Regions from separate parts of the Homo sapiens genome. Here region 1 is linked to region 2. A link is a loop called in an ENCODE intact Hi-C map of the cell type or tissue named here. Cell type or tissue: mesothelial cell of epicardium. All regions are shown on one strand. Each heading gives the region's core, and the rest is flanking DNA. Links, peaks and the distances in the headings are about the cores only. Region 1 overlaps TOP6BL (TOP6B like initiator of meiotic double strand breaks). Region 2 overlaps SPTBN2 (spectrin beta, non-erythrocytic 2).

Evidence for each region. Peaks named below come from ENCODE experiments on the same cell type or tissue, not always from the same donor. Only the 100,000 strongest peaks of a DNase experiment are listed, where the experiment ranks them.
Region 1: a loop joins it to region 2, with 4 times the contacts of the local background. A loop is called at or near these places in 3 of 110 quality-filtered maps.

The regions. Positions count from the first base shown.
Region 1 is chr11:66,832,133-66,837,506 of GRCh38, forward strand. The region is part of intron 12 of TOP6BL (TOP6B like initiator of meiotic double strand breaks); the gene reads left to right. Among named protein-coding and RNA genes, the nearest start is that of RCE1, 8.6 kb to the right of the region's middle. In mesothelial cell of epicardium, for the core only: CTCF peaks have their summits at 2,293 and 2,492; no DNase peak of the experiment used is centred there.
Region 2 is chr11:66,715,566-66,720,939 of GRCh38, forward strand. It overlaps SPTBN2 (spectrin beta, non-erythrocytic 2), which reads right to left. Exons shown (of 38, transcript NM_006946.4): 4 at 265-416. Among named protein-coding and RNA genes, the nearest start is that of SPTBN2, 11 kb to the right of the region's middle. RefSeq lists an enhancer at 4,311-5,268. In mesothelial cell of epicardium, for the core only: no CTCF peak of the experiment used is centred there; DNase peaks (open chromatin) are centred at 3,186 and 4,876.

The sequences.
Region 1 (5,374 bases), core at 190-5,189, 120 kb after region 2:
TGTCGCCCAGGCTGGAGTGCAGTGGCGTGATCTCGGCTCACTGCAAGCTCCACCCCCCGGGTTCACACCATTCTCCTGCCTCAGCCTCCTGAGTAGCTGGGACTACAGGCACCTGCCACCATGCCCGACTAATTGTTTTTTCTATTTTTAGTAAAGACGGAGTTTCACTGTGTTGGCCAGGATGGTCTTGATCTCCTGACCTCGTGATCCTCCGGCCTCGGCCTCCCAAAGTGCTGGGATTACAGGCATGAGCCACCGCGCTATGGACACTGTTTCTGAGAAAATGAGTAACAGGGCCTTTGGTACCTCCTCTGCATCTGCTCTGCCCCTTGTACTTCTGCTTTCCTGATTGGGTGGGGAAGTTTAGGTGCCCAGGCACCCAAGGATCAAAGCATCTTATGGACTTTACCATCCTCCTCTTCAGTGTGATTAGAGAGGCACAGAGCAGCAGTAAAGCCGTTAGTGCTCCCTTCACCACCCCTTCCATGGCTGGCTGTGCCTTCTACGATGCACTTCCCAGGAACGTGTCCACTGTTCCTTTCAGCTGCTTCACCGCAAATACTCTTGCCAGTTTCCCTCGGACTTGGAAAGCCGCTGTCCACGCCTTGCGCAAATAAAGCTAAAATCCATTGTATCAGTTTCCTGGGATGCTGTCAGAAATTAACATCAACTTGAAGGTTTAAGAACAATCCAAATTTATTGTGTCACAGTTCTGGAGGCCAGAAGTCCAAAATCAAGGTGTTGGCAGGGCCACACTCCTTCCAAAGTTTCTAGAGGAGAGTGCTTCCTTGTCTTGCCTCTTCTAGCTTCTGATAAAAACTGTACCTTGGTTTCTTGTAGTTTGCATAACTCCAAACTGTAACTCCATCTTCACATTGCTTTCTCCCTGTCTCTCAAATCTTTCTGCCTTTTTTTTTTTTTTTTTTTTTTTTTGACACCGAGTCTTGCTCTGTCGCCCAGACTGGAGTGCAGTGGCAACGATCTTGGCTCACTGCAACCTCCGCCTCCTGGGTTCAAGTGATTCTCCTGCCTCAGCCTCCCGAGTAGCTGGGATTACAGGCGCCTACCACCATGCCCAACTAATTTTTGTATTTTTAGTAGAGACGGGGTTTTGCCATGTTGGCCAGGCTGGTCTCGAACTCCTAGCCTTAGGTGATCTGGCTGCTTTGGCCTCCCAAAGTGCTGGGATTACAGGCAGGTAATTAGGGATTTAGGGCCCACCCTAAATCCAGGCTAATCCTGTCTTGCGATCTGGAATTACATGTGCAAAGACTTTTCTCAAATAAGCTCACATTCACAAATTCTGGGGGTTAGGATTTGGACATATTTGGGGTGGGGGAGAATGCAGTTCACTACAGCCATCCACATCTTCAGCTTTCTAGGGACAGGTTCAGGGTAAGGCATGTGCTGTTATCATAGGACCCAGGATATAAGCGCAGAGGGACTCCTCAGGATCTAGGAGTGCTTCAGCCTCTGAAGTACTTTTACTTGGGCCTCTGTGGTATCCCAGTAAGACCTAAAAAAGATAATCTGGGCCAGGTGCGGTGGCTCACTCCTGTAATCTCAGCACTTTGGGAGGGCAAGGCAGGTGGATCACTTGAGGTCAGGAGTTTGAAACCTGCCTGGCAAACATGGCAAAATTCCGTCTCTACTAAAAATAAAAAAATTAGCCAGGCCTGTTGGCACACCCTTGTAGTCCCAGCTACTCAGGAGGGTGAGACATGAGAATCGCTTGAATCTAGGGGGCGGAGGTTGCAGTGAGCCAAGATCATGCCACTGCACTCCAGCCTGGGTGACACAGCAAGACTCTGTCTCAAAAAAAAAAAAAGATCTGACCTCTTTTACCCTGTTCTTTTGCTATAGTCATGGCTCATAGCCTCAGGGCCATTCATAGCCCAATTAATTTGGCATATGGCTAGTGAACTCAAGGTCTTACCAGTAGTCATAGGTCTTGGAAAGAAGGAACACTTACTGAATCCCTAATCTGTGCCGAGATTTTCACTTTAATCTCTGCAAAGATGTTATAAATTAGGTCATAGTTTTCCCATTTTACAGATGAGGAAACTGATTACAGAACTTTCATAATTTGCCCAGAATCACAGTCAGTAAATAGCAAGGCTAGAATTTGTACCGAGAGCTCCCGGCTCTGAAACCTGGTAATATTGTTAACACAGAGGACTAGGTTGCAAGCCCAGGGCAGATGAGTGATCCAGGTCATTGAGTAGAACCCATGATTCTCCACTCAACATCCTCTGGTAATGGCCATTTAGTGATAAATAACTTGTTAGTGGTACAAGAGTGGCACCCAGTGGCTTCAGCTAGAACTACAAGACTAAGGATGATAGGTCAAATTCTTTGACCTCTGGGCCATTCTGTTTCCATTTCTAAACAGGAAAGGTAGAATAGCTGACCTCTTGAGTAACAGGGAAGAAAACCATCTATTATATGCTTTATTGAGAAACTGAAAAAATGAGGGAGTGTGTATTCAGAGTGAACATATTCAGGGAAAGGTCATGCAGGAATGGAGAAGGTATTATTTTTGTTTTTATTTTTTTAGAAACAGGTTCCCGCTATGTTGCCCGGGCTGGAGTGCAGTGACTATTCATAGGTGTGATCATGGTGCACTACAGCCTCGAACTCCTGGGCTTAAGTGATCCTCCTGTGTCAGCCTCCTGAGTAACTGGAACTACAGGCGTGCATCACTGCACCTGGCGAGGAGTGGATATTTTAAGCCTGAATGTTTGAACAGAGACAGTGGGCCAGGAAGGAGTGAACAAGATAGTACTCCAGGGTTTAGTGTCATAGATATATGTAGGGACTGAGAACTTAAACCCAGAATGAGCAGGAGTAGTATCAAGGAGGCAATTTTCTAAGGAAAGGCATTGTTTCCGGCGGGTCGGGGGAGGGGGTAGACTAGAAATAAATGTCCCATAGAATGTTAAATCCAAGGTGTATTCTGAGGTCAGGGCTGTCTTATCTGGGGGACCAGGTGATGAATGAAGGGTGTGCAAGGCTACCAGAGAGGCCCAGAGCTTCATATCTCAATGCGGGTAGTTCCTTGATAAGACCAATTTCAAGATAGGAGAAAGATTTATCTATGACACGAGATTTTCCAAGCTAAAGCCAAAAAAAAAACCAAGTTCTGTCTCAAGATAAAAATATTTAGAAAATATCCTGTTTCTTTCTTTATGTCTTTAGAATTATTTTTGCCCCTCCTATGTTCCTTGGAATATAATTACTTGGGAACTAAAACTTGTTTTAGTAAACAATATATGATAGATCTCTCATGGAGATAATTCATATACCATAAAATTTACCACTTTAAAGAATAAAACTCATTGATTTTAAGTATATTCACTGTGCTGTGCAGCCATCGCCACTAAAATTACAGAACATCTCCATCATGCCATTAGCAGTACCTATTCGCAGTGAGTCCCAGTTCCCCTCTCCCTTCAACCCCTGGCAACCACTAGTATGCTTCCCATCTCTGTGGATTTGCCTATTCTGGACACTTCATATAGATGGGACCATACAACATGGGCCTTTATGTGCCTTCTTTCATTTAGCATGTTTCTAAGGCTCATCTATGTTGTACCATATAACAATTTCATCCATTCTTTATGGCTGAATAATAATCCATTGTATTGATATACCACATTTTATCCATTAATTAGTTGATGAACACAAGTTTTTTCCACTTTTCGGCTATTATGAATATGCTGTTACGAACAGCATATTTGTGTGGACATGCTTGTAACTGTCTTGGGTATATATCTAGGAGTAGAATTGCTGAGTCATATGATAACACTATGTTCTAACTTTTTAAAGAACTTTCGAGCTGATTTCCACAGTCTGCATCATTTTACATTCCTGCCAGCACTGTGTGATGGTTCCAATTTCTCTATACCCTCATTAACTGTTGTCATTGTTTTTCTTACTGCCATTCTAGTGCATGTGAAGTAATTTCGTGGTTTTGATTTGCATTTCTCTAGTGAATACTGATGCTGAGTATCTTTTCCATGTGCTTATTGGCCATTTGTATATCTTCTTTGAAGAAAGGTCTATTCAAATCTTTTGCCCATTTGCTGTTGTTGTTGTTGTTGAGACGGAGTCTCACTCTGTTGCCCAGGCTGGAGTGCAGTGGCGCTATCTCGGCTCACTGCAAGCTCCACCTCCCGGATTCACACCATTCTCCTGCCTCAAGTAGCTGGGACTTACAGGCGCCCACTACCACGCCCGGCTAATTTTTTGTATTTTTAGTGGAGACGGGGTTTCACAATGTTAGCCAGGATGGTCTCAATCTCCTGATTTTGTGATCCGCCCACCTCGGCCTCCCAAAGTGTAGGGATTACAGACGTGAGCCACCGTGCCTGGCCCTCTTTTGCCCATTTTTAAATTGGTTTGTTAAATTATTGAGTTATGAGAGTTCTTTACCTTGGGCCAGGCAAGGTGGCTCACACTTGTAATCCCAGCACTTTGGGAGGCGGAGGTGGGAGGATCGCTTGAGCCCAGGAGTTTGAGACCAGCCTGGGCAACATAGTGAGACCTCGTCACTACAGAAAATATGATTTTTTTTTTTTTTTTTTGAGATGGAGTCTTGCCCTGCCACCCAGGCTGGAGTGAAGTGGAGCATTCTCAGCTCACTGCAACCTCTACCTCCCGGGTTCAAGTGATTCTCCTGCCTCAGCCTCCTGAGTAGCTGGGATTACAGGTGTGCGCCACCACGCCTGGCTAATTTTTGTATTTTCAGTAGAGACGGGGTTTCACCATGTCGGTCAGGCTGGTCTCAAACTCCTGACCTCATTATCTGCCTGGCTCAGTCTCCCAAAGTGCTGGGATTATAGGCGTGAGCTACCGTGCGTGGCCTATAAATAAATTTTAAAAAGAGTTCTTTAATTTGGGTAACAGTACCTTAGCAGGTATGATTTGTAAATGTCTTCTCCCATTCTTGTGGATTGACTTTTCACTTTTGTTCATAGGAAGCACAAATTTTATTTTATTTTTATTTTCTTGAGACAGAGTCTCACTCTGTCGCCCAGGCTGGAGTGCAGTGGTGTGATCTTGGCTCACTGCAAGCTCTGCCTTCTGGGTTCACGCCATTCTTCTGCCTCAGCCTACCGCATAGCTGGGACTACAGGCGCCTGCCACCACGCCTGGCTAATTTTTTTGTATTTGTAATAGAGACGGGGTTTCACTGTGTTAGCCAGGATGGTTTCAATCTCCTGACGTCATGATCCGCCTGCCTCGGCCTCCCAAAGTGCTGGGATTACAGGCTTGAGCCACTGCACCTGGCCGAGAAGCACAAATTTTTAATTTTTTTTTTTTTTTTTTGAGATGGAGTCTCACTCATCACCCAGACTGGAGTGCAATGGCG
Region 2 (5,374 bases), core at 65-5,064:
ATTAAGATTCCCAAGGGAATTAATTGCACCCAGAGTAGGTGGGAAAAGAAATGTTTTCAATGGGGCCACTGTTCCTGTCTCCATGAAGCAATGCTCCTATGTAATCTAAGTGGCAAAGGCACTTGAAATGAACCCATCCTCTGAGCAGAGGGAGCCACTGCTTCCCGCCCTGTGCCGTCACTCTCTCTGAGGGCTGTTCTTCCAGCTGGTCCCCTTGGACACTTTTCTAAGGCCCCCCCACTTCCCTTCATGACCACAGCTCACCAGTATCTCTCCCGAGAGCACCTCGAGGAGCCTCAGCAGGTTGCGTCCGTCCCGGAGGTCGCTGTACAGGTCCCCCACCCGGCACGTGACCCGGGCCAGGTGCGAGTTTACCCACTTGGTGAAGGTTTTCTTCTGCACAGCTTCTCGTTCATCTGTGGTGGCAACATGGGTTTATTTCTGTCCCTCGAGTTCAGTATGCCTGCTTCTAAACACCAGTTGGCAGGGGTGGGGGATGGAGAAGCCTGAGAGATGGGAAGCGGGGTCCTCTAAGGAGGAGGAAGGGAAGGAAGATGACCGGGAGGAAAGCCCGTAACTTGCAATGAGCTCATAAGCAAGGTAAAGAAGAAAGATGAAAGACAGAAAATAGGCGAAGGTTGGGTGTGGTGGCTCATGCCTGTAATCCCAGCACTTTGGGAAGCCAAGGCGGGCGGATCACAAGGTCAGGAGATCGAGACCATCCTGGCTAACACGGTGAAACCCCGTCTCTACTAAAATTACAAAAAATTAGCCGGGCATAGTGGCGGGCGCCTGTAGTCCCAGCTACTCGGGAGGCTGAGGCAGACTGACGTGAACCTGGGAGGGGGAGCTTGCAGGGAGCCGAGATTGTGCCACTGCACTCCAGCCTGGGCGACAGAGCAAGACTCCGTCTCAAAAAAAAAAAAGAAAAGAAAAGAAAAGAAAATAGGCTTTGAGAAGAAAGGATGAAGACCTTTCATCCTCAGAAACCATGGGACATGCAGGGAGGGGCTGGGATGGGGCAGTCGTGGAAGCAGTGGAATGCTGGTCAAGTGACTTCATTCATCAGAGCCCCAATGTCTCATCTGTAAAATGGGAACATCACTTTCTACTTCAACAGGTCATTGTGTTGATTAAATGAGATAAGGTATATAAAACAACTAGTTGGTGCCTGGCACAAAATGGCTCCTTGGTGAGCTGCTGTTATAAAGTGGTGTGATCTGGCCCGAAGGAGAGCAAGAGCTGCCCAGGCCGGTGGGAGGTATGGCTGTTCTCTTTTGGTTGCAGACAAAGGAGAAGGTGTGGGCTAAAATTATTGCAGCGGCTCTTCCAAGCGGTCATTAGGACTTGATGGTATAGAGGCTGCAGGCCTCCTGAGTCAGCTTACTGTCCTTGGATAACTTAAAGAAAAGGCAGGCTCCTCTGCTTCTGGGGGTTGGGGACAGTACATTCAGCTGGCTGCAAGGGGATCCAGTTCCAGGACATAAACACCCCATTGCTTAGAAGAACAAGATGTTGAGAGTTGGGAACTGGGAAAACAGTGAGGCCAGGAAACATGGGGGAAAAAAAGCCAGGCAGAGTTAGGTACCAATCTCAAAAAAAAGTTAGGCAATGCCCTGCTGCCCAGCCCACAGGGGAGGGGAGCTACTGAAGAGGGGAAGTAAATACTAGGTTCCGTAGGAAAATAAAAATTAAGAACGTTCTAAGTGACAAAGTGAAAGCATCAGAAACTGCTCTGGTGATGAGGATTTCTGCCACTTTCCCACAGAGAGCCCTGTGCAAGGACCCAACCCAAGTGGCTGGGGTCTGAAGAGTCACTTTTGCTTCCGTCTCAGCACCAGCATCTCAGAAACCGGAAAGACTCATCCCTTAATCTCACATTCCTAAGCACCTCACCCATAAGACACAGCAACACACCCACGTCGCTCCGTGTCTTTCACCTCCAGCCACTATACTGGCACCAAACCTGGGGTCCTAATAACATGGGACGGCCCCATGCTCCCCAGCACCCATGAAACCAAGGTGCCTTGGGGCCTCCCGGCAGGTCTACAGGCCCCATCTGAGCCAGGAGGAGCGTGGGTCACAGGCCATTGCTGGATCCAGGGGCACTGCCCTACTGCTGGGCACCCTGGGGTGAGGCCATTTTGGCACACAGTCAGAAGACACAGAATTAGTGGCAACTAGGAGGAAAATGGGCAAAGCCAAGCACCAGAAACCAAGTGTCACGTCACAAGACGCCCACAGCATCCCTAGATCCTTACACACACACACACAACAGTGATTCCCAAAAACACACCTAAGCACTTGTGCCAGAGTGAACACACACCTGCGCAGACATCTACCTGGGCCTGTTTGCACAGATCCTCTCCTTCGAGACACTCCCTTTGCTTCCACACACACTGCCCCCGTGTACACATTCAGACACACGCTCAGAGGCCTGGAAAACACAATCTCCAGGTCCCTGGGCCTGGCTCACCCCTCCGCCTCCCCTAACTGTCCTGGCCAGCGCTCCACCGCCAGATCCGGATCCACCTCAGAGGCACTGCTGGCGCCTCCCCAGGTGCTGGCACCCCCACGCCCTCCATGGCTAGTTGCCTTTGCTCCATGCAGCACCCCAAGGCCCGGCAGTCACACCCACCCATGCCATCATACACGGTCCCTGCCAGCAGGTCCAAGCCTTTCCCCATTCCGTTGACATCTGTGTATTTTCCGGCCTCTTGTAATTATCCCCTCTAAGCTGCATCACGTTGTCTCCCAACACAAACACTGGAGTCACACTGTGTCCTGTGCCAGGTCCTCAGCTCCGGCCACTCTCCCCACACCCAGGTCCCTCTCGCCCAGGCACAGTCGTCCCCACAGGGGGCCCCCGGGCCTCACCTTGCAGCTGTTTGAAGCGTCCTTCCAGCACGCTGGCATACTGAGCAGGGTTGATGAAAGCAGCTGGTGAAAGCAGGAGGCCCCCGGGGTTGTGGGCCCCTTCCACAGCCTCATAGTAAAACTCGCTGGCCTCATGCAGGCCGTTCCCGTGCACCCTGCTCACTCCGTTCCCATTCATGCTGCCAGCTGCTAGTTACAGAGCCCAGGGCCCAGAGTCCATGCTCCCCGCTGGCAGGGGGCCAGTTTCTGTTCCCCAGTGGAACCTCAGGCTGGAGTCCAGCGTCAGGGGATTCAAGAATGGTGGGAATTTCAAGGAGTGGCAAAAAGAGTTACGGGGTGTCCCGAACTCCTGAGACAGAGAGTGGGGGCACGCCTGGCTGCGGTGAGAGGAGACAGGCGGCTCCAGACAAACAGGTTGGACAGTGTTGGGGAGGGGAGAGAGGCGGAGTGTGGCCGGCGGGGGCAGGGCCAGGCCCTGCGGGGCGGCGGAGGAGGGCACTGCCAGCGCCTTCAAGACCCGCCCATCAGGCCCCAAGTTACCTAACAATGCACAGGACCCACGAGAGGGGCCCCCAATGCAAACTCCTGTTTCCCAGAGGTTTGCAGGAACAGCGAGGGCGACCCCTCTCTGGGTGACTCTGGGAGGTCCTTCTCCAGGATGTGTGGGCTTTGAGCCCCAGCTCAGAAACAGACAAAGAGAAATCTGGAAACGAGGAAATCCTCAAAGAGGAAAAGCCAGGCACTGTGCGAGGCATTTTCCTTCACTCCCTCATCTGTGAAACGAGGGCTGTTACCATCCTTTCCACTTGCTTATCACCACCTCCAGTGCCAGCCCCTTCCCTGCCCTCTGGCCCACCAGGGCCATCCTCCACCAGGCCATCCCTGCCCCCAGACGCCCCGCTGCTGGGCACATATACCAGGCGCCCTTCCTCTGGGCTTCAGCGTTTGTCATGTGCAGCCTACACTTGCCCTTCCTCATCTTCATTCATTCAGTGTTTATTTGACACCTACTGGCTGGAGACACAGTGCTAGGCAAATCCCATGCAGAGCTGCCTCTTCAGGAGAGCCCAGTTCAGTGGTGGAGATAAACACCCAATGAGAGCACGAGGTCACACAGATGTGTGCACAGACATGGTGACAGTGCTGGGTGGCCCAAGTTATGTGCAGCCAGACATGGTGACAGTCCTGGGTGGCATGTGTCCTATGTACACAGGCATGGTGAGAGTCCTGGGAGGCATGTGTCCTATGTACACAGGCATGGTGACAGTCCTGGATGGCATTTGTCATGTGTGCAAACATGGTGGGTGGCACATGTTGTACACACATAGACATCATGACAGTTCTAGAGGCTACATGAATCCAAAACCAGAGTGCCAGGAACATTTTCCCCAAACATGACATTCTCCATAACCCACACCTTCTGTCTTCTCTGATGTATAGACACACTGGTAGGAGTGTTTCACAGCCGGCCTGAAGACCCAACCAGAAGGACAGAGAGGCCCAGGAGAAAATGAGAAGGGGTCCTGGGAAGCTATGGCTGCCACAAGGGGGTCCTCAGACTGGTGCTGAGCTGGCTCAAAAGAATCACTTGGGGAGCTTTTGAAAAATCCTGAGTTCTGGACCAAGATTCTAACTTATTGTGTCTAGGGAGGGGCTTGGAAACCTGTATTTGTAAAAAACATCCCTGGGTGATCCTGTAAAACATGTGGCCAGGTTTGGGAACCTCCCCCTTGGAGTCTCTCTTCTTCTAGTGGCCAACCCCCACCCCCACTCGGAGCACCACCTCTCGGTGAGAGTAGCTGGGACCCCTCAGACTGGGTTGGGTTGGGCTGGGCTGGGCAGCCAGCAGGTCAATGGCAATGACAAGAGTGGGATGGAGGAGGAAGCCAGACGGGGTAGGTGGCCTTGGGGTGTGTGGGTGAGTCAGCCCCATGCCAGCCACTGGTGGTGTCAGGTGGCAGCCGCACTCTTGTTGCCATGACAACTCCTCCCCCGGAAGACAGGGAGGCCGTTGGACGAGTTTCCGCTCAGAGCGGAGAGCCCAGGCCCTGGGCTGCAGGGAAGAGTAGGAGCCAAGGCAGGCAGAGAGCACACCAGGGAGAATGGGCGGCTGCAGAAACCAGCAGCAGCGGGTGGAGGGAACCTGCTTCAGGGAACAGGCAGATGAGATAATGGGAGTAACAGGTGGCAGGTGGAAGGAACAGGTGGAGAGGGAGCAGAGGGGAATAATAGACTGGGAACAGGTGTGGGAAATGACAGTGGAAATCAAAGAAGACACAACAAGGGCATGACAGGTAAGGGAGAGGTAGGCGGAGAAAGGAGTGGCAAGAGCGAGAGTGCCGAAGGATGAAGGGACATGACCCGGGGGCTGAGGCCAGAGAGGGAAGCTGTTTTAGTCAGCTCAGCCAGTCCAGGGGCCAGTGAAGCGTCTCTATGCTTGGGGGGAAGAGCTGGGGAAAGTTCTGAATGGCCTGGAGCCTATTCTTGAGGCTGGATG